Regions from separate parts of the Homo sapiens genome. Here region 2 is linked to region 1. Evidence: read pairs that join two places in POLR2A ChIA-PET (ENCODE). Cell type or tissue: Panc1. All regions are shown on one strand.

Region 1 (2,500 bases):
GAGCTCAGGAGTTTGAGACCAGCCTGGGCAATGTGGTGAAACCCCATCTCTACTAAAATACAAAAAATTAGCCAGGCATGGTGGCGCATACCTGTAATCCTACCTACTCGGGAGGCTGAGGCGGGAGAATCTCTTGAATCTGGGAGGCGCAGGTTGCAGTGAGCCGAGATTGCGCCAGTGCACTCCAACCTGGGTGACAGAGCAAGACTCCATCTCAAAAAAACATAGTATGCCTATACGAGTTTACTAGTTTTTAGCTTTGTCAAGGAGAGAATTTAAAAAAGAAAAATTATTCCCACCATTATTTCATAAAAAGTAGGATCTAGGCTGGCCATGGTGGCTCACATCTGTAATCCCAACACTTTTGGAAGCGAAGGCAGGAGGATTACTTGAGCCCAGGAGTTGGAGGCTACAGTAAGCAATGATTGTGCCAACTACACTCCAGCCTGGGCAACAAAAACAACAACAACAAAAAGGATCTAACTTCAGAATAAAGGATATCCCTTCCCAAGGAAACTAGCTGCCTTATAGGGACATATGTAGGTATATACTTATAATTCTCATTTTAAACATAAACTGAGGAAAACTGCCACAGGCCAGCTGTTTAACTTTTTGGGGCCTTAGTTTTCTCATCTATAAAATAATGATGATATCCTTTTTTTTTTTTTTTTTTTTTTTCCCCTTTTGAGATAGGGTCTCTTGTCCAGACTGGAGCGCAGTGGCATGCTCACAGCTCACTGCAGCCTCGACTTCCTGGGCTCAGATGATCCATCTCAGTGTCCCTAATAGCTAGGACTACAGGCATGTGCCACCATGTTGTATTTTTTTTGTAGAGATGGAGTTTTGCCATGTTGCCCCAGCTGGTCTTGAACTCCTGGGCTCAAGCAATTCCCCCGCGTAGGCCTCCCAAAGTACTAAGATTACAGGTTTAAGGGCTAGAGTGCAGTGGCATGATCATGGCTTGCTACAGCCTCGACTTTCTGGGCTCAAATGATCCTCCTGCCTCAGCTGAGACTACAGGTGCGCACCCACCATGCCTGGCTACTTTTTAAAATTTTTAGTAGACATGAGATCTTGCTATGTTGCCCAGGCTGGTCTCAAACCCCTGGCCTCAAGTGATCTTCCTGCCTTGACCTCCCAACGTGTTGGGATTATAGGCTTGAGCCACTGTGCCTGGCCCAGGGGTCTATATCTAAATCCTAAAGCTTGCGGAAGTTCTTTCAGCTGTCCCCATGGCTTTGGGCATTATGAATAATAATCCATAGGACATAATTGGAAGGTGTTTCAGCTTAGGATGGATTGGACTTTTGAAAAGCGCCCCTTCTTATAGTCAACACAACATCTCATTCCCCTGTGAACTCACCCTTAGGGAAATCATTTTACTTTTGGACAAGTGAGACCAGATCCTCAGAGATAGTTTGTGACTCTTGCAATAATAATAGCAAATATTTCCTTAATCTTTTCTATATGCCAGGCACTGTATTATGTACTTTACATGTATTAACTCAAGGAATCCACATAACAACCCAATGAAGTAGGTACTATCCTTGTACCCATTACTCAGAATAGGAAACAGGCCATGCATGCTAGGTGATGTAAGCTAAGGATTCAGAGGAAGGAGAATAATAAATTACCCCCACTTAGAAAGTACTGGTCTGGGTTTGTGTGCTCTCTCTTCTGCCCACCTCCCTCCTCTCTCTCTGGCCCTACTTGTTTTTATTAATGTGGGGTTAATGCCGGTGATTTCATATACTAACCTTGATCATTGGGAAATGTTTCTCTCACGGGAAGGTATTTGGATGGGCATAGTACATTCTTTGGTTTGTCTTCTTGATCTCTAGTTTAGCTTACTTGTTAAAGATTTCCAGAATGATCTAGCAGTTAATTCCAGTTCCATTTTCCCCTCCACCTTTTTATTTTTAGTGAGGTCCTAATTGGATTTTTTTAATCTTAATTTTTTTAATTTTTACCTTTTTAGAGATGAGTTCTCACTATGTTGCCCAGGCTGGACTCGAATTCCCAGGCTCAAGCAATCCTCCCGCCTCAGGCTCCTGAGTAGCTGGGGCTACAAGTGTGTGCCACTGCACCCAGCTATAAATAGATTTTTATAATGTGATTTTTAAATTTTAGGGTATTAAGCTTATCTTAAAGTACAATCAAAGCCTGTCACCCATTTCATTTCTCTAATGCCTCCTTGAAGTATTTTGCTTTTGACTTCGGGGAAGAGCCTTGGAGATTGGGTACTGCATGATGCTGCAGGGAGGCCAGTGGTTTATGTTGTCGTCGTCCGTCCTGGAGTGCTTGCCTTAATGCTGCTCATTTCAAATGCCTCCTCTCTGTTTCCAAGGTTGAATTAGCATCAGGTCTTCTTTTACATCAGCCTTGTCTAATATAACTTTCTGTGTTATTCATTATGGTAACCACCAGTCACGTGTTGCTACTTGAAATGTAGCTAGTGGGGCTGAGAAACTAAATTTAAAATTTTTATTATTATTAGTTT
Region 2 (2,500 bases), 980 kb after region 1:
TTTTTTGTATTTTTAGTAGAGACGGGGTTTCACCGTGTTAGCCAGGATGGTCACGATCTCCTGACCTTGTGATCCACCCGCCTCAGCCTCCCAAAGTGCTGGGATTACAGGCATAAGCCACCAAGCCTGGCATTTTTGTATATTTTGTAGAGACAGGGTTTCACCATGTTTTCCAGGCTGGTTTTGAACTCCTGATCTCATGTGATCCTCCTGCCTCAGCCTCTCAAAGTGCTGGGATTACAAAGTGTGTGAGCCACTGTGCCAGGCCAGAACCTCTTGCTTTAACACCCTGCTTCATCCTAGGTCTCTGGATCTAGTTTCTGATTTTCTTTTTTTTTTTTCGAGATGGAGTTTTGCTCTTTTTGCCCAGGCTGGAGTGCAATGGCACGGTCTAGGCTCACTGCAGCCTCCACCTCCTGGGTTGAAGTGATTCTCCTGCCTCAGCCTCCCGAGTAGCTTGGATTACAGGCGCCTGCCACCACGCCCAGCTCATTTTTTTTTTTTGTAATTTTAGTAGAGCAGGGTTTCACCATGTTGGCCAGACTGGTCTCGAACTCCTGACCTCACCTGACCTCAGGTGATTTGCCCGCCTCGGCCTCCCAAAGTAGTGGGATTACAGGCGTGAGCCACCGCACCTGGCCTGATTTTTTTCTTTTTTTCTTTTTTTGAGATGGGGTCTCACTCTGTCACCCAGGCTGGTGTACAGTGGTGTGATCATAGCTCACTGCAACCCTGAACTCTTAGGCTCAAGCAGTCTTCTCATCCCAGCCTCCCTAGTGGCTGTGCCTACAGCCATGTGCCACCAAGCCAGGCTAATTTTTAATTTTTTTCCTGTAGAGATGGGGTCTTGCTATGTTGCCTGGGTTGGTCTCGAACTCCTGGGCTCAAGCTATCCTCCCATCTAGCTTCCTAAAGCATTGGGATTACAGGTTTGAGCCACAGCACCTGGCCTGCCCCATCTCTTAAAAAAAAAAAAAAATAGTGAGGTTGGTGGGGTGGGGCACCAGTATGTTTTAAAGCTCTGAGGCAATTCCAGTGTGCAAAGCTTGAGTACTGCTGTTCTCAGTCAAATCCCTGCCATGGAGTAGACAGACTCCTGGGAGTTGATGCCTAACTGTCATTATTAAGAAGACACCAAAGCCAGCTGTGGTGGCTCATGCCTGGCATCCCAGCACTTTGGGAGGCCGAGGTGGGTGGATCACCTAAGTTCAGGAGTTTGAGACCAGCCTGGCCAACATGATGAAACCCCCTCTCTACTAAAAATAAAAAAATTAGCAGAGCATGATGGCGGGTGCCTGTAATCCCAGCTACTCAGGAGGCTGAGGCATGAGAATCGCTTGAACTGGGGAGGTGGAGGCTGCAGTGAGCCAAGATTGCGCCACTGCGCTCCAGCCTGGGTGACAGAGCGAGACTGTCTCAAAAACAAACAAACAAACAAACAAAACTATTTTAGTAAAAGAAAACTCAAAATTGCCTTATCTGATTGTCCCTTTCACAGAAATCCACCTAGATAAAATCAAATGCCATAAAGAGAAAGATGTGAATGGTCATTATTTTATTTATTATTTATTTATTTATTTTTGAGATGGAGTTTTGCTGTTGTTGCCCAGGCTGGAGTGCAGTGGCTTGATCTTGGCTCACCGCAACCTCCACCTCCCGGTTCAAGTGATTCTCCTGCCTCCGCCTCTCGAGTAGCTGAGATTACAGGCATGAGCCACCATGCCCAGCTAATTTTTGTATTTTCAGTAGAGACGGGGTTTCTCCATGTTGGTCAGGCTGGTCTCCAACTCCCGACCTCAGGTTATCTGCCTGCCTCGGCTCCCAAAGTGCTGGGATTACAGGCATGAGCCACTGTGCCCAGCCTGCGAATGGTCATTATTTTTATACCAAATAAATATAGTAGCCACCAGTAAATTCATTAGTTAAAAAGGGTTTTCAGCTGGGCATGGTGGTTCACGCCTGCAATCCCAGCACTTTGGGAGGCCTAGGTGGGTGGATTACGAGGTCGGGAGATCAAGACCATCCTGGCTAACACGGTGAAACCCCGTCTCTACTAAAAATGCAAAAAATTAGCCAGGCATGGTGGCGGGCGCCTGTAGTCCCAGCTACTTGGGAGGCTGAAGGAGGAGAATGGCGTGAACCCGGGAGGTGGAGGTTGCAGTGAGCCGAGATTGTGCCACTTCACTCCAGCCTGGGTGACAGAAATTCTGTCTTAAAAAAAAAAAAGGGTTTTCAAGGCCAGGTAAGGAGGTGGCTCACGCTTTCTAATCTCGGGAAGCCGAGGTGGAAGGATGGACTGAACCCAGAAGTTCGAGACTGGCCTGGGCAACATAGTAAGACCCCGTCTCTACAAAAAATTAAAAATTTGGCCAGGTGTGGTGGCACTACCTGTGGTCTCAGCTACTTGGAAGGCTGAGGCAGGAGGGAGGATCACTTGAGCCTGGGAGGTGGAAGCTGCAGTGAGCTGTGGTGGTAGCACTGCACTCCAGACTGGATGACA

Evidence for each region. Peaks named below come from ENCODE experiments on the same cell type or tissue, not always from the same donor. Only the 100,000 strongest peaks of a DNase experiment are listed, where the experiment ranks them.
Region 2: POLR2A ChIA-PET joins it to region 1 with 11 read pairs; 2 of 35 experiments call an interaction of 5 or more read pairs at or near these places.

What each region holds. Positions count from the first base shown.
Region 1 is chr19:46,883,839-46,886,338 of GRCh38, forward strand. All of the region lies in intron 1 of ARHGAP35 (Rho GTPase activating protein 35), which reads left to right. Among named protein-coding and RNA genes, the nearest start is that of ARHGAP35, 24 kb to the left of the region's middle. In Panc1, no CTCF peak of the experiment used is centred here; no DNase peak of the experiment used is centred here; H3K27ac peaks cover 185 bases.
Region 2 is chr19:47,865,980-47,868,479 of GRCh38, forward strand. The region is part of intron 1 of LINC01595 (long intergenic non-protein coding RNA 1595); the gene reads right to left. Among named protein-coding and RNA genes, the nearest start is that of LINC01595, 2.1 kb to the right of the region's middle. In Panc1, no CTCF peak of the experiment used is centred here; no DNase peak of the experiment used is centred here.